2 separate regions of the Homo sapiens genome follow, and region 2 is linked to region 1. A link is a loop called in an ENCODE intact Hi-C map of the cell type or tissue named here. Cell type or tissue: PC-3. All regions are shown on one strand. Links, peaks and the distances in the headings refer to the core of each region. The heading gives the core; the rest is flanking DNA. Region 1 has its middle 230 kb from the start of LINC02444. Region 2 has its middle 230 kb from the start of LINC02445.

What was found. A loop is a pair of places that touch in the nucleus more often than their neighbours do. Peaks named below come from ENCODE experiments on the same cell type or tissue, not always from the same donor. Only the 100,000 strongest peaks of a DNase experiment are listed, where the experiment ranks them.
Region 2: a loop joins it to region 1, with 4 times the contacts of the local background. A loop is called at or near these places in 1 of 110 quality-filtered maps.

Annotation. Positions count from the first base shown.
Region 1 is chr12:73,381,617-73,387,012 of GRCh38, reverse strand. No RefSeq gene overlaps it. Among named protein-coding and RNA genes, the nearest start is that of LINC02444, 230 kb to the right of the region's middle. In PC-3, for the core only: no CTCF peak of the experiment used is centred there; a DNase peak (open chromatin) is centred at 3,062; H3K27ac peaks cover 350 bases.
Region 2 is chr12:73,525,092-73,530,487 of GRCh38, reverse strand. No RefSeq gene overlaps it. Among named protein-coding and RNA genes, the nearest start is that of LINC02445, 230 kb to the left of the region's middle. In PC-3, for the core only: no CTCF peak of the experiment used is centred there; no DNase peak of the experiment used is centred there.

The DNA of each region.
Region 1 (5,396 bases), core at 183-5,182:
CCACCAAAACAGTGAGTACTGTGTTAATATATTTATGAAATTTTGAGGGAAAAACAAATGTCCAAGAATCCGTACATAAAAATGTTTCATCATTCAAAGTTTAAAGTCATAGGAGTCTACGTATTTTAATTATGCTATTATTCAAAACATTGTTAGAAAGTTTACTTTGTATTATTTATAAAGCTATTCTGAAGTAAGCATGTAACTAAATAATTTTTGTTTTTAGTTGCACATTTGTGTTTCTCTCCTTCTTCCCTACCTGTTCCCTCTCAAGCAAGTAGGAAGTATTGTTCCTTAGAGAAAGTAAGCAGCAGAATTTAGTTAGTAGTTCTCAAGACTTCATTCTTTTTTTTTTTTTTAACGTTCCAGGAAGTCATTTATTTACTGTATTCAAATGAATCCAAGTGTAACACAGCATTGAATTCTAGATATTTATGTACCAGATACTGGGAACTCTACCCACTCCTTTCAAGAAACCCCTGCTACAAGTACTCTGTGTTTGGCTAAGTGACTTGTTTTGTTTTTATCTTTTGAGGATTCTTAAAATCATATTGAGGTCTCTTTTTTAGCCGAGAAAATATTTGATGAATATTTTCATCAAATCTTAACCACTGATGAATGGTTAAGATTTTCTCAAATTCTTTTTTTATTCTCTAAGTCTTGGTATACATGTGAGGAAATTGCAGGTTTGTTACATAGGTATACACATGCCATGGTGGTTTGCTGCATCCACCAACCCATCATCTACATTAGGTATTTCTCCTAAGCTATCCCTCCCCTAGCCCCCCACTCCCAACAGGCCCCAGTGTGTGATGTTCCCCTCCCTGTGTCCATGTGTTCTCATTGTTCAGCTCCCACTTATGAGAGAGAAAACGCAGTGTTTGGTTTTCTGTTCCTGTGTTAGTTTGCCGAGAGTAATGGTTTCCATCTTCATCCATGTCCCTGCAAAGGACATGAACTCATCATTTTTTATGGCTGCATAGTATTCCATGGTGTATATGTGCCACATTTTCTTTATCCAGTCTATCATTGACAGGCATTTGGGTTGGTTCCAAGTCTTTGCTATTGTGAATAGTGCTGCAATAAACATACATGTGCATGTGTCTTTATAGTAGAATGATTTATAATCCTTTGGGTATATACTCTTATACTCACCAAAAAATCTTAACACTATTGAAGGGAATAGAGTTTGAAGAGAGAGTTTCTGCAGACTGTAAATGTATTTTAAATTCTCCTAAGTTAGAAGTAGAAAATTGAATGATTGCAGGAGAAAGAGCATTTGGTTGTTTGATTTGAATCAATTCTCCAAAGGAGAAAGCAAAACCTCAGAGAGAAAATGACAAAATAGTACATCTAAGAGAGAAGAGGCAGGACTGTAAATCAGGATTACCAAAGTCATAAAACTCCTCAAACTTGTATGAGAACAGCAGAACCAGAAGACCTAATAAAAACATATCTCAGTGGTAACCACACTGAGCTGAGAGGACACCCTTCTCCCCTTTACATCTTTGCACTGAGTTAAAATCTCAAAAACTTGGCACATACTTACAGGAAGAGGAAGCCCACGTATTATGAGTTTTCAAATTTCTTTTAGTCTGTTCAGATGGAGGTTCTGAATGAAAATTATCCTGATTTTGAAATCAACAACAATAGCAAATAAGTGTGAAATGTCTTAAACATAAATTTGACTCTGATTTATAACTACTACCGACCTAAAACTGTTAGTTTTATTTCTAATCAAATGAAATCATGCATGCTTCTATTCCGTTGAATAAGATAATGTTTAGAGTGGGACTGTATCTTTTTGTGGCAGATTGTTGCTGTACTGGCCTTGATTTATTTATGTCTTCCTCTACGCACTCCTTTCAAGAACCCCTCCTGCAAGTACTCTGTGTTTGGCTACGTGACTTGTTTTGGTCAATCAGGCCTGAAAATCTGAGAAGCAAGCAGAGTTGAAAAGTGCTTGTTCCTTGGGGTTTAACCTCTCTTGCTCCTTTTTGGAAATGTGGAACTGCCATGTGAAATGGCTACCCAAAGGAGGCTTACCTACATCTGCTGGACATGTAAGTGAGGCCACCTTACATGCTCCAGGCTGGTTTTGCCAGCCCAGAAAAACTGGTAAATTTAAAACCATCCAGCCAACCTACAGAAGATAAGACGCTATTATTGTTTCAAGGTACTACTATATTTTGGAGCAGGTTTTATGCAGCAAAGCTAACTGGTGCAATATTCCAAAGTTACTGGCAAAGATGGTTAATTATTAATAGTGCTCCTGCTCATTTTCAAACACCCATGTTTGAATGGTGAATTATATATTTACCCTAATTAAAAAAAACAAGAATGAATATTCCAAGGTGCAATCAAAAGCAATTTGTTATGTGTGAAGTTTGAGAAGTCCTTGTATACAACTCTTCATGAATTCAGAACTAAGAGATAGATGTAGAAATCAAACAAATGTAGATATAAATATCAGATTTGTCATTTGCAAATGCTATTTTAGAAAATGTGGTTTAGAAATTTGGAAGCAATGGGTTAGCTAACCCTTCACTTCAGAGTTAAATTTACCCACTCAGTCAAAAATAGAGTAGAAAAACTACAGAATCACAAGAGCTATAAAATATGTTAAAAAATATGTTAAATAAAATGGAAGAGGGCATATATGGCCCATGTTTATAGCTTGCCATTAGCCCATAATTAATTCAATTCTTGGCATCTGTGGTCCAATTAAGGCTAATAAGAATTATAATAAGAAAAAGTATTTCATATATATTGCCTGGTACATTGAAAACTTTGATTATATGTTACTTATATCTCTTTAAAAGTATATCTCCTTATAAGGACAGAGAAGTGGAAAATTCCCTAAAGTAAATAATAAAAAGCCTAGGCAGGCAACTTTTGTAACAGCAGATCACATATAGATGCCCTTCATGCTGTTAATAGCTGGTCTATTTACTTTACCTTCACACACCTTATTTGTGTTTATACAAGATTGGTTATATTGGCTCTCTTCCTGGACTATGCTACTTGCTTGAACTTTGATGACCCTGAACTTTATTGGCTTGCTGTAATTCAATATAATTGCAAAACTCTGTGAACATTGAGCTACTGAGACACTAGATTATCAATTTCCAAATCTTTCTTATTAAGAAAACAAACAAGAAAAAACTCTGACTTGAATATCAAGCCCCTCAAGTTCTGCTATGTCTGTTTAATGTCATAGCCAGCTTCTCTCTGACTTATTTCCTTACCACACATGCCTATCTTTCAGCCTCATTGTTTTACCAAACCAGAACTTGAAAATTACTGGAGACTTTTGGATCAGTAAAGCTAATTAACTTTTATCATTCTTCATTTTCCTATTGAAGCAGCTCTTCTAATTTCTCTCTTACATCTCTGACTTCTCATTTTCAGTCAATTGAAGGTTTATTCTCTTTTGTTCCACCCTTAAATATTAAAATATCTCAAGGTGCTGTCATAGACCATCTCTCTTCTCACTATGCTTAAATCTCTTTCATGCTTATAACTTAACAAAGAGAGCCCTCAGATTTATAACTCTAGTCTAGACCTCTCCACTAAGTTTCAAGTGCCTATAAATTCATGTTTTCTAGACTGTCTACTTGAAAGTTCTCAAAAGCAACAAAGACTTTATGCATTTAAAACTAACCCCATAAGCTCACCCAAATCTTGTCTTTCTCTATTATTTCCAACTCAGTAAATGGATCTACCATTCATCCATGTTTCAAGCCAGAAACCCAACAGTTATCTTTGAAACTATTTATCCTGTATGATACTTAATTATTCCTATTCAGTTTACTAATAAAAATATGTTTAACTTGTCATTTTTTCTCTATGTCTTTTACCACTCTAATTCAATCGCAATTACCAAAATAATGCAAATAATATTTTCCAGTAAACTTTAACAGCATTGTGTATCTCTACCTAAATTACTTTAAGAAATTGTTGTAAGCAGAAATCTAAGATGCTCCCCCACAATCCCTATAACCTAAAGTTTATTCACTGTATAATGCTGCCCCTGTAGTTTCTTTCTTTTTCTCTCTCTCTTTCTCTTTCTCTCTCTCCCTCTGTGTGTGTATGTGTGTGTGTGTGTGTGTGTGTGTGTGGGTGGCGGGCGGCATGGGGGGGGCGGGTAACCCATTACCTACCACTGGTCAAAAGAGTATAACAAACATGAAGGGATTTTGCAGATATTCTTACCTTACAGTCTAGGCTTATTCAGAGTTAATTAGCAGAAGACAGTCTTGCATGGTCTGACTCAATCAGGTGAAACCCCTTAAACAGGGGACTTATTCAGGTTAAAGCTTTAAAAGAATTCAGAGACTCTTACAGGTTTAATTAACAAAGAGGCCATGCTAGAGAAGTTCATCTGATGATGAATTGTGAACAGCCTCTAGGACGCCAGGGCTGCCTGCAGCTGACAGGCAGCAAAAGTCAGGGTTCTAGTAACACAGCTGCATGGAAACAAATTTGCCAAAACCTTAAGAAGTTTGCAAGTGGATTTTTCCCCAGACAAGCCTCCAAGTGGGAGTACAGTCTCAACAAAAGTCATTTGCAGCCTTGGGGGATGCTGAGCAGAAGACCCAGCTAAGCTGTGCCTGGATGCCTGACCCACAGAAACTGTAAGATAATACATGGGTATTGGCTTAAGCTTCTAGATTTGTGTTCATTTCTTATGCAGCAATAGCAACATAAAAGAGTAATTATTTTTATAACTGTGAAGCAGTCTGAATAAATCGGTTTTGTTCCAGAAACAAACTACCCTCAATCTCAAGAGTTTAACATATTGCATGTTTACTTTTTCCTCGAATTCAGTAGGTTACAGGTTCTGGTACACATGTGATGATTTTGGCCTTATATATGAGTAGGATCAATTCATTCATTACCATAAAATAAAAGGCAGAATATATGGATACAGAAATAGGTAGAATCGTTTTTGAGTATAAATTCTTATCAGATGTCTTACATTTCTTAGGGAAATTAGAAGCAAGCAAAATAAGAATAGAATGAAGAATAGGTGAGAAATAGTCATCTCAGAAAGTAAGAGAGCAAATTTCTTTGAGAAATACTGTACTATTGCCAAGCAGTCAGGAGGACTCACTGAGGTTTGTGATAGCACATTTAACACGAGGTCAGTTTGCATGGTTATGTTTTTTTTCTCCAATCATGTTCAGCTACTTGGGAGAAGACATAGAGTAGGAAAAAAAATCATATATTTAACCATACCTGAGGAAATTTCAGGAAAAAAAAATGATAGAGAAAGAAAGAATAAGGAAATTGAGATGTGTGGGATTGAGTAATTTTCATCATGTGTCATGAAAGCAAGTTGGGTAAAAAAGAACAATGAGGCTATGGAGGGGATAATGGATGTGAAAAGGTAA
Region 2 (5,396 bases), core at 269-5,268, 140 kb before region 1:
ATTGTTATTGTAACATTAAGATTTCATGTCTCCAGCAAAGTATAAAACAATTTAAAATGTGTACTTAAATGTAATTTTTAAGATGCAAAATGTCATATAATTATTAGATATCTTAAACTGTAGATAATGACATAAGTAATTAAAATGAATTAGCATATTTTAAAATTATCAATGGGTTTCAAATTGTTGATTAAAATAAAGGACTTGGAATTGAATTAAAAGCATCTTAGAAAAGTCTAGTATTGACCTATATGCAAAATTCAGAATATTTTAATTATCATTATGTTCCTGTGTTTCAACTCATGAACTCCAGCCTCCAAATGTCTAAGTTTGAGGAACACTGAACTTTGACCAACAGAGGAAAGTACATTGAATTTCTGGCACCTAAACTTTGGTATCAGGGCCAAATATTAAAATACAAATTGTTTCTTTGGATTCACAGCATATCTTTATCATTCATTTTGCTTGTCTTTTTTCAGTTTGATTATTTAGGGATCAAATGATAAAATTCTTCCTTTTCTTGAAGCTCAGTTCCCACATATTTTCCTTTCCATTCTTCCTCCACACATTCTTATCAAAAGATATCCAACATTACATTGGACTAACAGAACCCTGCCTATTAAGAATTTCTTCCCAGTGCCATCTGCCTGCTTCATAGATTTCTGAATATTCATGTCCCTCTATTTCCTTGGATATAAGCAAAAAGGACAAATCTGAAGGCATCACATTACATGACTTCAAACTATACTAAATGGCTATGTTTACCAAAACAGCATGATACTGCTATAAAAACAGGCATAAAGATCAAGAAAACAGAATAGAGAATCCAGAAATAAAGCCAAATACTTACAGCTAATTGATCTTCAACAAAGCAAACAAAAACATAAAGTGAGTAAAGAACACTCTATTCAATTAATGGTGCTGGGATAGTAGGCAAGCCACACATAGAAGAATGAAGCTCAATCTTCATCTCTCATCTTATACAAAAATCAACTCAAGATGGATCAAATACTTAAATCTAAAACCTGACCATAAAAATGCTAGATAACATCAGTGAAACTTTTCTAGAAGTTGGCTTATGCAAAGAGTTTATGACCAACAACCCAAAAGCAAATACAATAAAAACAAAAATAAATAGATGGGACCTAATTAAACTAAAAAGCATCTGCACAGCAAAAGAAATTATCAGCAGAGTAAATAGACAGCCCGTAGAATGGGAGAAAATATTTGCAAACTATACATGTGACAAAGGACTAATATCCAGAATCTATAAGGAACTCAAATCAGCAAGAAGAAAACATTTTAAGCCATCCTTAGTTCATTTTCATACTGCTATAAATAACTGCCCTAGACTGAGTAATTTATAAAGGAAGGAGGTTTAATTGACTCACAGTTCAGCCTGGCTGGGGAGGACTAGGAAAACTTACAATCATGGGGGAAGGCGAAGGGGAAGCAAGGCACCCTCTTCCCAAGGAAGCAGGAAGGAGAGTGAAGGGGGAGGAGCCCCTTATAAAACCATTAGATCTCATGAGAACTCACATCATGAGAAGAGCATGGGGGAAACCAGCCCCCTGATCCAATTACCTCCACCTGGTCTCTCCCTTAACACATAGGTATTGCGGGGATTGTAATTCAAGATGAGATTTGGGTGGGGACACAAATCCTAACCATATCACCATTCATGAGAAACCCACTCCCATGGTCCAATTACCTACCACCAGGCCCCACCTCCAACATTAGGGATTACATTTCAATGTGAGACTTGGGCAAGGACAAATATCCAATTATATTATGCTTAAAAAAAAAAAAAAAGAAAAAAACTCTCAGAGAAGAATAGAGATAAGCAAATCCATTCCCAGTTTTTAGACACCAAAGCTGTCTTTGGGGCCCTTATCCAGGCAAGTGTGGTAAAAACATAAACCTGGGTAAAGAAATATAATCATCTTTAAATTGTATACCAATGTTGTGTGTATATGTATCTTGCATTTTTATAGGGGCCCCTGAGCCAGAAAAGATTAACATCTATTAATTTGTAGCATGAAAAAGCTAGTTTATACCTAAGACTTTGAGGAGATCATTCTACCTCTATTGTAAGTTGAAAGATAGGCTGTGATTTATGGGGCAATATTAAAAGTAGGTACATTCGGCCAGGCGCGGTGGCTCACACCAATAATCCCAGCAATTTGGGAGGCCGAGGTAGGCGGATCACCTGAAGTCAGGAGTTTGAAACTAGCTTGGCCAGCATGGCAAAACCCCGTCTCTACTAAAACTACAAAAATCGGCGGGACATGGTGGTGCATGCCTGTAACCCCAGCTACTCAGGAGGCAGGAGAATCACTTGAATCTGTGAGGCGGAGGTTGCGGTGAGCTGAGATTGTGCCATTGCACTCCAGCCTGGGCAACAAGAGCGAAACTCTGTCTCATAAATAAATAAATAAAATACAAAAATTAGCTGGGCATGGTGGTAGGTGCCTGTAATCCAGCTATTGGGGAGGCTGAGACAGGAGAATTGCTTGAACCTGGGAGGTGGAGGTTGCAGTGAGCCATCACGCCATTGCACTCCAGCCTGGGCAAAAAGAGCAAAACTCTGTCTCAAAAATAAATAAATAAATAAATAAATACAAAAATTAGCTGGGCATGGTGGTAGGTGCCTGTAACTCAGCTACTGGGGAGGCTGAGACAGGAGAATTGCTTGAACCTGGGAGGTGGAGGTTGCAGTGAGCTGAGATCGCGCCATTGCACTCCAGCCTGAGAGAAAGAGCGAGTCTCCGTACGTCTTAAAAAAAAAAAAGAAAAAGAAAAGAGAGGAAAAAAATAGATAACATTTGAAGCAGCTCCACTCTGCTGGAAATAAAAACAAAAAGATCTGATGCTTATAAACAAATCATTATTGTATAATCTGCAAGACAAATTAAGATAGAGAATATTTTGTTGTGTAACGTACACTCTTCAGACTGCATAGACGGTAGCATCTTCACCACTCACAGATGTACTTAAAGGTAGTTTTAGACAGATGCCACTTATTTAAAGATGCTGGGAACAGAAACAAGATTATTTCCTCTGTAACTTACCGCCCAAGCAAAACACAGAAATCTTATATGCCTATAAACATTTCAGTTGGCACATTAATCCTACATTCATCAGGAATTAAAATTTATTTACCAGATTTTAGAAAAATCTGTACTTATAAATTCACACCATACATGCAGGTTTTCCTATTTTGATTTAATTGTAAAAGAAACAATAAAAGAAGCCTCTTTTCTTTTTCATTACTCCAAATCAAAATGAGCAACACTAAATATCTAGAGACACCGTAATTTAGTCCAATGTGAATATTTTATTACCCTTGCTTTAAAAATAGACACATTGGAATGAATGAAAAGTTGGAATTAAAACTGCATACTAATTGCATTCAGAAATCTAGAAAACACCTCATAACCATCACCTGGAAGACTTGCTAAAAGTAAAGATGCTCCTCCTCATCAAGAATAAATTAGCATCTTTGGAAATAACATTGCATATATACACATGAAACAAATTCCTTTGGTGACAGTTATATACATTAAAAATCAATAAGCACTGCTTCAATTTTTTTTAACCAAAGTTAATTTTTTTTTGTAATTCAATATATATTATGAGGAAAAAGTTGTTTCTCATGAGGGACAGAATACAGAGAGAGGAACTGATAATGAAATGTATAACACATTTTTCCATTCTTTATATTATTTAATACTTCCAACAATCTTAGTAGTAGGTAATGCATATTTAACTATTTTACAGATAAGTTTATTGATGAGTAGAAAATTTTGGTAAGTATGCTAAATAACTGTTGAACAAAATCTGTTTTTTTTTCTCATGTTATAGTGATAAAATTGTGGTTAGGTACATGGTTGTCTAGATAGACCACAACCATGATCCTGTTATATGTTGCCATAATACTAATTTCTAACTTAGGAATATTCTGAAAAAATATGTGCTACTGACACAGGTCCAGAAAATAATTATCAGTCATGCATGTCCTATACTCTTTCTTTGCCCTTCCACTAGCTAGTACCACTTATGGTAAATACTAGTTTCAATCTGAAAGATGACATGCAATATTGAAATTTTTGCAGAAAAAGAAAAGAAACCATAATCCTTAAACCATTACATTTTGAGTCTTTTGACTGACATCACTTAGTTTTTTTTCCAATGAATACAAGAGTTTAGTCTCTCAAAGACCACATAGTTGTTAAACAGCATATAATATGGTAGAGTTTAAGGGTATTTATATTATACCATGTTTTAGTGTAATCAACTTGAGTAAAGTTTATGTTATCTGTCAAGGTAACTATTACAAAGACATTGTCTAAGATAGTTTATAAAAAATAGGAATATTGTCTGCTATTCATATGTACAGTATAAAAATATACTAGATAATTATATAGATATACTAGATAATTATATAGTAATTATATAACACATTTTATAAAGTTCACTTTTATTAATGTGGGTTGAGTTAATCTAAATGAGGTATGTATTTCTACAAAATTCTAACATAAGAATTACTTCGGGCATAATTTATTTAGATTTATCGCCTTGGTGGATAATATCTGCCAAATGTACTCAAGATTCTGAGACCTAAAGTAGACAAAGCCTCATTTTTAAAATACCCACACAACTATTGCTAAATAAATTCCACCTATTTGTTTTTCCTGAATGATAATGGCAGGATACAATGCTCCAATATGTTAACCTTTAATTACAATTTTATTTTAGGTGTTAAGCAGCGAGCCATGAATGACAAAGGAGTATAAATTTGATAAAGTCACATTTATATTTTTATAATGAAAGTAATATTCCTCCATATTCCTTCTGTGTCCTAGTCTATATGCCTCTGATGTGGCATCACGGGAATCCTGGTTTGATTATAACCAAATAATTTGGATGAAAAATCTCTTGAATTTATGTACTGTTCTATAAAGCTCATTTAAATTCTACTTTGTGAAGTTAATAATTAAATAAATCATTATTATTTAAAATGATGTTACAAAATTTGGATTAGGAGTCTAAAATAATAATCAGAAGACACATATAAACACATAACATAGATATTTGATCATTTTTGTCACTAAACATTGATTAATAATTAAAAAATTAAGTAAAAACCATAAAGTAATAGGGTGAAAATTAAGGATAATAAAAGTTTGTGTATCTCTTTCAATGCAAGGTGACTCAAGAGTTACTCTCCATGATTCTTAAAATTGAAAAAATATATTTTATTTCAATTAAGTTAAAATTGAAAAGTTTACAAATTACTATAAAATATACAAGGTAACAAAATTTTATTTTTTAGAGAACAGAAACTGAAAGGGTGAAATTCAGAAGTCATGATAACAGAAGAGACACAGGCATAT